Linked DNA regions of Homo sapiens: all the other regions are linked to region 2. A link is a loop called in an ENCODE intact Hi-C map of the cell type or tissue named here. Cell type or tissue: ascending aorta. All regions are shown on one strand.

What was found. Peaks named below come from ENCODE experiments on the same cell type or tissue, not always from the same donor. Only the 100,000 strongest peaks of a DNase experiment are listed, where the experiment ranks them.
Region 1: a loop joins it to region 2, with 2.8 times the contacts of the local background. A loop is called at or near these places in 7 of 110 quality-filtered maps.
Region 3: a loop joins it to region 2, with 4 times the contacts of the local background. A loop is called at or near these places in 9 of 110 quality-filtered maps.

What each region holds. Positions count from the first base shown.
Region 1 is chr2:30,580,488-30,584,487 of GRCh38, forward strand. All of the region lies in intron 5 of LCLAT1 (lysocardiolipin acyltransferase 1), which reads left to right. Among named protein-coding and RNA genes, the nearest start is that of LCLAT1, 140 kb to the left of the region's middle. In ascending aorta, no CTCF peak of the experiment used is centred here; no DNase peak of the experiment used is centred here; H3K27ac peaks cover 1,109 bases.
Region 2 is chr2:30,691,095-30,695,094 of GRCh38, forward strand. No RefSeq gene overlaps it. Among named protein-coding and RNA genes, the nearest start is that of CAPN13, 110 kb to the right of the region's middle. In ascending aorta, a CTCF peak has its summit at 1,534; DNase peaks (open chromatin) are centred at 1,439, 1,977, 3,627 and 3,887; H3K27ac peaks cover 4,000 bases.
Region 3 is chr2:30,369,831-30,373,830 of GRCh38, forward strand. No RefSeq gene overlaps it. Among named protein-coding and RNA genes, the nearest start is that of LINC01936, 25 kb to the left of the region's middle. In ascending aorta, no CTCF peak of the experiment used is centred here; DNase peaks (open chromatin) are centred at 2,291 and 3,542; H3K27ac peaks cover 3,643 bases.

The DNA.
Region 1 (4,000 bases), 110 kb before region 2:
ATGTAAGTGAAGAGTGATATAAGTGGAGATATGTAGTTTAGATGACTGCTACAGGGAGTTTCCTGATGAAGCGGAGAGGGCTGGGGTGTAGACAACAGAAAGGGGAAGCTGCCTCAAGGATGAATAGAAGAGTTTAGCATTTTTAAATGCTGAGAAGATTATGTAGAAGAACAGCTGAACGTGAAAGGATTAACAATGGAGCAGTTTTCTGAGAAATCAGTAGAGGATAGGAGCAGAAATCAGGTTAAGAGGGACTCCTCATTTTGTAAGGCAGGAGGCAAGGTTCAGCTGAATATATATTTTTGTTTGACTTTATAAATACTCCAAGCCTGGTGAGTAAATCGTTCCCTTCTTAGTATTCTAAGAGAGTTTATTATCTTCCTAAGCAGTTTACTACTTGTTCTAAGATAAAATAAGACCTGTTGGCTTTAGCATCATCATAGTTACCCCAAAATAGTATCTTATGGTTGGGAGTAGGTGGTGAGAAGGTGAGGGATGCTTTGCTGGAAGGCCCTGTGCTCTCTGTCAGATCAGAGGTTAGGTAATCTGATGATGGTGGGGTTACAAGGGGATGGAGGTGATTAATCAGAGTTTGGAATAGTTGTTGTGGTAAATGAGAAAAGGAAGCTGACCAAAACCAAGTTAAGAGCATTGCTGAGCTCTCAAACCTCAGACTACAGAGCCAGTCTGGGCTCTTGCCTCTACTTAAGTTCCATCCAAAGTGGTGACTTGACATGCCTCACAGTGGCCCACTCCTTCCCACCACCTGCAGTACTCCCATCTCTTCTGCCTTTGATTAGATACCCCTGTTCCTTTATGCCTATCTCAGGAAGATCATTTCTTGATCTCTTCAGCTGGAAGTCCTGTCAGTCCCCCTCCAGTCTTCTACAACAGTTGAACCCATCTTAAGACTCACACAGTTTCTGGGTGATTAGGAAATTAGTATGTTGAAGAGACACCTGCACTTCCATGTTAATTGCAGCCCTACTAATAATAGCCAGGATATGTAGTCCACCTAAGTGTTCATAATCAGATGAATGGATAAAGAAAATTTGGTGTGTAAGTATATACAATGGCGTTCTATTCAGCCATAAAAAGAATGAAATCTCATCATTCCCAGCAACATGGATGACCCTGGAGCACATAATGTTGAGTAAAATAAACCAGGCACAGAAAGATAAATTCTGCATGGTCTCACTTATATGTGGAAGCTTTAAAAGTTGATCTCATAGGAGTAGAGAGTAGAATAGTGGTTACTAGAGGCTGGAAAAGTGAAGGGAAATAGCCAAAGGTTGGTTAATGGATACAACAGCACAGCTAGATAGGAAGAATAAATTATAGTGTTCTATAACACTGTGGGGTGACTATAATTTACAGTAATTGATTGTATACTTGTAAATAGCCAAAAGAGCAGCTTTTCAGTGTTCTCAACACAGGAAGTAAGTGTTTGAGGTAATGGATATGCCAGTTACTGATCTGATCATTACACATTGCATACATATCTTAAAATAGCACACTACCTCATAAATAGGTACAATTATTTGTCAATTAAAAATACTAAAAAGCAAGAATAATCACTTAATTAGAAAATATATTTTTTCCTCTATACTAGAGTGTAAGCTCCTTTGGGTCAAGGAGCTTCTAAAACCAAAGTAAAAGCATTGAATCAGTCAGTCTCTGTTTCTCCTTTTCCCCCTTTCCCCCTCTCCTCACCCCTGCCCCTGCCCCCCTCCCATGGCAATGGTGCTAAATTGTTCAATAAATATTGAATGAATATATTAATGAATGTAACAGATATACTTCAATCAAATTGTATATGAGATCAGTGAACTTCTACAGGAATATATTTGTCAGAATTCTTTATGAGGCTAATAACCCACAGGCACCACCTTGAAGAATATTATTTTATGAGGATATATAACTCCTCTTCACAATGGCAGTGATTGTATTTGTAGGTGATTATCCTAACTTGGTGGCTCAGGATATTTTGTATTTGGCTTATTTGCTCTCTCCTAGCTGTAAGGAGCTTATGCCAAGCACAATCTCTGTTGTCCAACTTTGCTTATTATGCAGCTTTTACAGCAACTTTTCTAATAGTTTGGATGTAAATGCCATAATGTATCATAAGCCCAGATTCCTTTTAAAAATTTCATCCCCATAGCCTTCCTTTTAAATTTTATTTTAGTTTATTTCTCACTCACTGACTCACCGTGCTATGTTGAGGGAACTTTGTGTACCAAGTGCAACATCATATTCTATTGGCCCTATAACGTTTGGCTAGGAGAGGAAAACTCAGGATGAAAACATCAAAGAGGCAGCAATTACAGAAAATGGGAATGTTAGATGTCACAGAGTATGATGGAATATGCCTGAGAATTCTCACCTTTTATGCAGCCTTAAGTTCCATTGGCTAATAGCTTGTAACATTTACATAAATTGAAGCAGATTGCTATTCTTTTATAAAGGTCATCCTCTTTTATGACTTCAGAACTTTTAATAATTCAGATCTTTGTATTCTGCTGACCATTTTTCTGCACTATAAACCAGTTCATTTTATTTTATACTCTAATTAGCTCTTTATTTAAAGTGTTTTTATTTAAAGTGTTGGCACACAAGTTTAAGATAAGCTAAATTAGCCAACACATATAACTAGCTATTGGGTATTAATCAAAAGGATGATAGTATGGCTTACTGTTAAAATAAAACTCAGTATTTAGATCTTAATTTGCAATTTGAGGAGCTAAACCAGAAGTTTCTCAGATGCATCTATTGCCTCTTTTGCTATCTTGGGAATAGAGATAGGTAGCAATTACAAGTCAAATTTCATTTCTGTAAACTTTAAGATCATGGGTTTCGTTGTTTCATTAAAGTGCCATCCAAAAATAGTGTTCTACATCACCACAATAGCAGTGTTGTCCTCTGGCTGCCATTGTCCTTACCCAAGGCCTAAAAAGCACATACTTGATTTTTTTTTCTGTTTCAGTATTTTAGTCCATCCACTTGTAAACAGATTTCCCACCACAACCCCCAATGCAGTTTCTGTCTGGCAAGATAATGCTGAAACATCATACTCTCACCTTGGGGAAGGGTGGTTGGAAAAGATAAAACCCTTAGCTTCCAGGTCCATCTGCTGAAATTGTCCGAATTTGGCCAGTGTATTATATTAAGTGATAGCAAATGGAGAGAAAAGAAGAAAATGAATCTTGACGAGTGAGCTGCCATCATTTCTGTGGCAGTCTTTACCAATACTGTTAAATTTCTACCCATTGGATTTTTCAGGCTTCTAATTATTGGTATGTATATTATATGTGGTGTTTGTGTAGCCACTCAGGATTTTAAATTTGCTTTGGTTTGGTTTTTTTCATGTTGAATTAGGTGGGAATGTTTGAAATAAACAAGAAGATAAGGGAAGGGCTCTTTTCTTTCCTTTTAAGTTCCAGGATACATATGCAGAACGTGCAGGTTTGTTACTTAGGGATACGTGTGCCAAAGTGGTTTGCCGCACCTGTTGACCCTTCCTCTAACTTCCCTCCCCTCGCCCCCCACCTCTCAGCAGGCCCTGGTGTGTGTTGTTCCCCTCCCTGTGTCCATGTGTTCTCATTGTTCAACTCCCACCTATGAGTGAGAACATGCAGTGTTTGTTTTTATTTCTATTTGTGGCCATCTTCTTGGATCCCGTCAGCCAAACTGGTCTTTTCTTTTTCTGAATCCGTGTAGCAGTTTAACTGTATGTCTATTAAGATTCCTCAGTGTTGTAGTTACATGCGTGAACCTCTCTTCTCTACCCTGTTAGCCTGTTGACTACCCTGTTCTTGCTTCCTTTTTTTACCCGCACTCAATGCATCTAGCCAAAAATAGCTTTGTTGTTGTTGCAGTTGTTCTTAACTGTTCTGGCTGGCTGAATCACATTTAGAATGGCTTTAATAATAAGGAAGGCTTCTTGTTGACTTTAATGAATTCATTCAAGATATAATGTGTATGGTAGGTACAGATGTCACAG
Region 2 (4,000 bases):
CTGGTGCCTCATAAAGGCAGTGAACCCCTCCTGAACACCTCCTTTAGTCCAGCTTCGTGGCAGTCCTTAGGGTTTCCAAAAATAAGACCTGCTTCCCACCCTCACGATGCTCACGATCCCGGGGAGAGACAGGCTCACAGAGACCACACTTCTGCCAATGCCCTGCATGTCAGGGAAGAGCTGTGTACACCCTTTGGGGATACTGAGGAAGGAGCAGTAATCACATTGGGGGTGCAAGAGGGGCACCACACAGAGCTGTCTGAGTTGGGCGTGAGGGATGGCTAGGCCCCCTGAGGGGGAGGAGCAAAGGAAAGATGGCAGAAGCAGAGGTGGAGCATGTGCAAAGGACCAGAGGCCTGGAGGTGCATTTCGAGAGGCACAGAGGCACAGTTTCAGAGGCACAGAGGTGCATGATTTCGGGTGTGGCCACTGGGCCATTATGGCTGGAACTCATGGGAAATGGAAGGAGTTGTGACAGAGGAGGCTGGGAAGCTGGGCAGGAGATGTCCATGGAGGTTCTAGGCAGGAAAGTATGTGGTCACTCTACCTGTGTGGCTTTCCTGCCTGTAGGGGCTCAATTGGAGTGTCCTTTTCTCCACCTAGCTTCAGCCCAAGGGAAACAGGGGACCAGACAGCTGGTGAGGGGGCAGCTCAAACTGTGGAAGAAGAGAGGCTCTCTCAGCCCTCCTCCCTCTCCAGTGCTGAGGCAACAACAGGCCCAGGCCACACTGGGGGATGTGGAGATCTGGAGAGCCATGGGCTTCATTCACAGAAGCTGACCCACCACCCCACCACAGCCCCCACTCAGAGGCCTTGGGGCATCCCTGGGGGCTCCAGCCTTGAACAGGGGCTTTGCCTGGCTCTAGTCTGGGGATGTCACCCCAGCTGCCCTCACCAGCTCTGCGTGGGAATCCTGCTTCAGGGCCAGCGGCCCCTCCCTGCCCCTCCAGTGAGTCCATGGCCCTGAACTCCTTCCCCGCTCCCTGCGATGGGAGGCTTGTGGCCTAGATCTGGGGAAAAGCCCCAGAGCCTGAGGCAGCTCCAAGCTGACCTGATCACATCCGCTCTCAGGGGATGGGAGGTGTGAAGATGCTGGTTTCTGAAGTTGGGGGTGGGGGCTGCCCACAGGGGAAAGATCCATGAAGAGGGAGACGACCCCACCCCCACCCGCAGTCTTCCCTGGTACAGCACGTGGCCCTGGGCCTGCGGGATTTTCATGCTCGACCAACTGCCATGGGCCCTAAGCCCTCCTGGTTCAGGCCTCGGTGTGGGGCAGGTGTGGCTGAGAACCAGACTTGGGAATTCAGGGTCAGCCTCAGTCCAGAGGCTGGGAGGAGTTGAGAGGAAGGTCGGGTGTTGCTGAGTCCCAGCTTCAGTAGGAACATGCCTGGTCTTCAGGCACATGGAGAGGCGAGAGAGAACCCCAGGAGGTACTGTCCGGGGCTGGGTCAGCAGGAGCCATTGCTCTGTGCATTGCTCTGTGTCTCCAGTGACACCCAGAGGGCAGAACTGCAGCTGACCCAATGCCGAGGCAGGGAGTGGGGAGCCTTGTGTAAGAGAAATCTGAAGCAAGGTTCAGGATGATCCAGGCCAGTTTAATAAACACAGGATGGAGAGGCCCCAAGCTAGGCCACTTCAGGATGCCCTCAGCCCACAAAGCCCAAAGTAAATCAGAAGTCCCCATCGTCATCTGTAAAGCCTATGGATTGGTTTTCTCACATGGCAAAGGGAACTTTGCAGATGTGATCAGGTAAAGGATCTTGAGATGGGGAGATGACCCTGATTATCCGTGTGGGCTCAATGGAATCACAAGGGTCCTTACAAGAGGGAGGCAAGAGGGTCAGAGTCAGAGAGTAGATATGACCACGGAAGCTGTTGTCCATGTGATGTGGTGCCATGGGCCGAGGAACACGGGCAGCCTCTAGAAGTTGCAAAAGTCAAGGAAGTGAAGACACTCCTAGCTAGAGCCAGAAGGGGCGCAGCCCTGCCACCACCGTGGCTTTACGCCAGTGAGGCTGATTTTGGTGTCTGACCTCTAGAACTGTGAGATCATACATATTTGTCATTTTAAGCTACTCATTTTGTGATAAATTGTTTCAGCAACAACAGGAAAGTAATATGAGGCATGAACTTTTCCAGAGCTAGAGAGGGGTAGAGGTTAAAACTGAATCCAAGTCTGACTCCAAAAGATGTTATGACCTGAATTTTCATGTTCCCCTACAATTCATACGTTGAAGCCCTAAATCCCAGCCCATGAGGCCTCTAAGAAAGTAACTAATGTTAAATGAGGACCTAAGGGTGGGGTCCTGATCAGATGGGATTAGTGCTCTGATAAGAAGAAACAATGGAATACAGTTCTCTCTCTCTCTCTCTCTCTCTCTCTCCTCTCTCTCTCTCTCCTCTCTCTCTCTCTCTCTCTCTCCTCTCTCTCTCTCTCCTCTCTCTCTCTCTGTCTCTCTCTCTCTCTCTCTCTCTCTGACACAGCAAGAAGGTGGCTGCCTACAAGCCAGGAAGAGAGCCCTCACCAGAACCTGACAGTGCTGGTCCCTTCATCCTGGACTTCCAGCCTCCAGAGCTGTGAGAAATAAGCCACTCAGTCTATGATATTTTGTTATGGCAGCTCGAGCAGATGAATACAGATGTTAAGAAGCTCAGAACGCACAGTAAAGGGTGATACTACTTGTCCAGGTAAGAGAGGTGTCCCAGCCTACAGCCAAGCTGGATGGACCAATGCTGAGCCTTGCCTTGAGGCACTGGAAGGGTGCTCCACAGGAATCAGGAGCTGAGAAGCTCAGAACTGCAAAATGGCCCCTAGCCCCTGCTTTTTCATGGAGGAGCTGCAGCTACCTGACAGCTCTCTGTTCTCACAGGGGTTAGGACCCAGGAGCTGCCCTTCCATGATCACAGCTGGCTCGGGCTTCTGCTGACAGGCGAGGCTGGGCTGGCTTGCCAGCAGAACCTCTTATCTCCTTCATGTGGAGTGAGTGGAAGGCAGGGGACCTTTCTTGACACTTGGAAGAGACAAAGCCCAGCTCTACCATGACTGACCACGAGACCCTGGATAAATCACTGACTCATTCCTGTCCTCAGTCTCTCCAGCTGTAGATGGGATGGCAATGTCTACCTCTGCGGACTGTTGGAAGGATCAGTTGCATGTTAGTCTAAGTGGAACTGATGCTCAGCTGGTACACAGTGCTATGACCGCTCTGCCTCCCATTGTCAGGGGCTGGAGTCCCTTCTGGCTGGCAGCTGCCTGCACCTCGCCAGGGATTAAACCATTTTACTCTACCCCTTGGAACTAAATCAAGTATTCTTAAGCTCCAATTACCTGCTACCAACCAGCACACCTGGTAAATACATTTCTATGGGGCTGGCCTCCCGTGCTGAGCTTTTACTTCTCTGTAACAGGGAGGTGTGGATTCTCGAGTGCCTCCCTGTGAGGGAGACATTTGGTCACCTGGAGCCTCTGGCCAGTAGTCTGTTTTAAGCAGCACCATTGTTCCTGCTATTCTCCCCTTTCCAGAATGCCTAGTGGGAAGCCTGTACACTTCCCCCACCTCTTATTCCTGACCATAGTCTGAGAGCTCTGGGAGGGAATGAGGGACTGGGGGACAGTCAAGCAAGGGGAGAGAGCCAGCAGGGACAGCCTCTTCAAGTGACCTTCCCAGATTTTTTTTGAAAGTATCATTCAGTGATACATCTACTCACGATGCTATATTTATCTATGAAAGAGGCAGGATATTTTTGAGCGGATGTAATTTCTGGCTCTCTCCCTTCAAGAAAAAAAAAAGTGTCATTCCTATTCATTTCTTCCTGCCTCTGCTTCTGTCTCTCACACATTTCTTTTGTATAAACATACCCCCCACACATGCACACACACGCACATACACATACACACATCTGTGCACACACACAGAGGCAGGCACATGGTCCAAGAGCTAAAATTCCGTGACTCTCTTTGGCTGATTCAGACTTATCTAGCATGATGCATAGAAAGGCA
Region 3 (4,000 bases), 320 kb before region 2:
GCCCCTTTGCAGGCTGGCAGCTTCCTGGAGGTTACTCTCTGTGCTCACTTCCACCCCCTGGAAGAGCCATGTAAACCTGGATGTTTGGGGTGAGAAGGAGGGCTAGGGGTAGGATGGGGGTCAGGGGTTCTCTGCCTAGACATGCCACATTCTACTTCTGCTCTGCAGCTTCCACACCATGGTGCCAGAGGACCCTCTGAGGCTCAGCACCACTCGAGGCTTTCCCAGGGAAGTGACACATGGTCCTCACCTCCCTGAACCCCGTCCTTGTAGGAGTGTCCTGTCATCTCCTCCACGCCAAGACCCAAAAGGAAACAGGTCTCAGGCCTCCCAAGATGCATCTAGCTCCCTAAACTCTCTTGCTCCTCTCCAGCTTAGAGGGTATTGATCTGGGGTGGGGCAGGGGACAGGGAGAACTATTAAATAAAGATTTTACATATCATATCTTTTCAAAATAATTTCAACTTTCGGCCAGGCACGGTGGCTCACACCTGTAATCCCAGCACTTTGGGAGGCCGAGGCGGGTGGATCACCTGAGTTCAGGAGTTCGAGACCAGCCTGACAACATGGTAAAACCCCATCTCTACTTAAAAAAAAATACAAAATTAGCCAGGCGTGGTGGCGCATGCCTGTAATCCCAGCTACTCGGGAGGCTGAGGCAGGAGAATCGCTTGAACCCGGGAGGCGGAGGTTGCAGTGAGCCAAGATCGCTCCATTGTACTGCAGCCCGGGCAACAAGAGCGAAACTCCATCTCAAACAAACAAACAAAACAAACAAACAAACAAACAAACAAATTCAACTTTTATTTTAGATTCAGACTCCATGTGTAGGTTTGTTACATGGGTTTATTGTATGATGCTGAGGTTAGGGGTACAAATGATCTGTCACCCAGGTAGTGAGCACAGTACCCACTAGGTACCCATCACTCCTGTCTCACACCTGCATTGAGGCCTTGGGCCTCAAAAGTCAAGTATTTGGTATCTTTGTTATGTGGTTCCTTTGAGACTACTACCCTTTTTTGCCTGACTGGGAAAAAAAAAAATCACACATCTGTTAACACTTCCAATATCAAAGACTCTGGAAAGTGCTAGTCAAGGGTCAGAGCTAGTCCTAGGTTCTGAAATGCCTTTGACAATAATATGGAATTGCTAGTGTCCAAAAAAAAAAAAACAAACCTCACAAAATCAAATAATCCAAAGGCTCTATAGTAAGTACAAAGCACAAATCCTTCACCTGGACTTGAAGGTCTTCTTCTTCATGGCCCATCCCAACTTTCTTTAGAAACTTCTCAGTTTCTGATAGTTGGAGCACAGAGGGCAACAGGGTGAAAAAAAATGAGGCTGGGGAGGCAATAGAGTACCAGCAATAGGTGGGAGAGTACATTTGGTTTGATGTAGTCAACTGGTTGGTACTCACTTCTTCAATCCTTTCCTGTCTCGAATCCTGAGAGGAGGGTTGGACTTTTTTCATGCCTTCTATAGCATCTGATATGGTTTTCCTGTGTCCCCACCCAAATCTCATCTGGAATTATAGCTCCCATAATTCCCACATGTTGTGGGAGGGACCTAGTGGGAGATCATTGACTCATGGGGGTGGTTTTCCCCATATTGTTCCCTGATAGTGAATAAGTCTCATGAGATCTGATGGTTTTATAAGGGGAAACCCCTTTCATTTGGTACTCATTCTCTCTTCCCTGCCACCAAGGAAGATGTGCCTTTTGCCTTCCACTGTGATTGTGAGGCTTCCCCAGCCACGTGAAACTGTGAGTCCACTAAACCTCTTTTTCTTTATAAATTACCCAGTTTTGGGTATGTCTTTATCAGCAGTGTGAAAACAGACTAATACAGTATCTAGCTTGGGGCTTTGCATAAAGTAAGCACTCAATTAATTCTTGTGTAGTAGTTGACCAAAGATAGGCGTTAATAAAGGTTTAGGAACCTGGTTCTATGTAGAGATACTTTGAAAATTAAAGCATGCACTTCCAACCACGTGATCTCTAAGTTTATGGCTCTGCAGTTGCTATTTTATAGCTAAAACAAAATACTCATTAAAAACTAATAGGAATGTGTAAAATCAGCACGGGCAAACCTCAACTGGCAGGCAGGAAAATCTGGCTCCTCGAAGCCTGCCTGGGTCCATGGTCCAAACATGCTTTGGGTGGAGATCCAGAGGTGAAAAGTCATTTGCTTCTGGGAACAAGAAACTGAATCAAACCCAAAGTAGCAAGTTTGAGCTCTCAAGGGCAAAATGACATTGCATGCCTCAAATGGCTGTGGGTTGCCAGCTTAAATTATTGCACAAACACATTCACGCAATGGGAGTTGAGAGAGGCAGCCAGTCCTAGCTGGAGTAATTCGGGGAAAGGTGTAGGATGTGAGGCTTGAGCTTGGTTGGGCCACAGCCACGTCAGGGGAAACCAGGGCTTCCCAGAACCCATCCTGTCTGCTCTTCAGATGCCCAATGGCCTCCTGACTCTCCTTCCTTCCAGCCACTCTCTCTCCCACTTCCCCCTGCCTGTGCCCACCACTTAGCTGGCTGCACCTTCTCAACACACTTTCTGTCACCTCCTTACACACACATGGGCCATCTCTAAGCTGAACACTCTCTTCTGTACTAAACAGCTTTGTCAATTCATTTCTCAGCAATTTTTTCTTTTTTTTTTTTTTTGAGATGGAGTCTCACTCTGTCGCCCAGACTGGAGTGGAGTGGTAAGATCTCAGCTCAGTGCAACCTCCACCTCCTGGGATCAAGCGATTCTTCTGCCTCAGCTGTAGCTGGGGTTACAGGCACCCGCCACCATGCCCAGCTAATTTTTGTATTTTTAGTAGAGACAGGGTTTCACCATGTTGGCCAGGATGGTCTCAATCTCTTGACCTCGTGATCTGCCTGACTTGGCCTCCCAAAGTGCTGGGATTACAGGTGTGAGCCACCATACCCAGCTTCTCAGCAATTTAGAAATGCTAACTGAAAATCTTGTTTTCTGATTAAACACCATCCTTAGATATTTTCTCCTTTTACCCCACATCTCTCCAGATCCTTCTCCTGACCCCATCCCATCCATCCTTCCATTGTTTTATTTGGGAGTTGAATGAGTTTTCTAGAAACATGCCATAGAAAGAAATTCCTCAGAGGCAATGCAATAAATTATCTGAGTTATGCATGAGTGATGGAGCCTTTTGGTTGGAGACATAAAGAATGCTGATCATGGAAAAACAAAATTCAAGAGGCCAAATTTTACAGGGAGCAATTAGTATTAAATGAGAACATGTCACAGGCACTGGGGCATTGGAAACTGGCTGCCCCAGCCTCCTTTTTGTAAGCTGAGTTTACTAAATGGAACATAATGATATGTAACCAAAATGCTGAAAGACCATTTCTTTGCTAAGGAGATCCAGCCAACAAACACAGTGGAAAATAGGAAAATAGCAGTGATACTTTTCACCCTGGGAATTTTTTTTTTTTTTTTTTTTTTTTAGATAGAGTCTTGCTCTGTCGCCCAGGCTGGAGTGCAGTGGCGCGATCTCGGCTCACTGCAGCCTCCGCCTCCCGGGTTTAAGCGATTCTCTTGCCTTAGCCTTCCAAGTAGCTAGGATTACAGGCACCCACCAGCAAGCCTGGCTAATTTTTGTATTTTTAGTAGAGACAGGGTTTCACCATATTGGCCAGGTTGGTCTTGAACTCCTGACCTCAGGTGATCCACCCACCTTGGCCTCCCAAAGCGCTAGGATTACAGGTGTGAGCTACTGCACACGGCCTTTTTTAAATTTTTTAATTTTTTTATTTTTTTATTTATTTTTTCATTTTTAAATCTACCCTGGGTGGAAGAAGATAGACCACAGAGCCTCGGAATGTCCTCCTAGTCCAGAGATTCAGTGGAGAAAGTTCTCTGCCACTCCTGAGCTGGGTGCAGATAAAAATGTCACTTTTAAAGAAAGAAAGCTGGTCATTGTTCAGTTAAATGTTTGCATTTGTGAACATTCTGTTTTGTGTTAAGAGAGG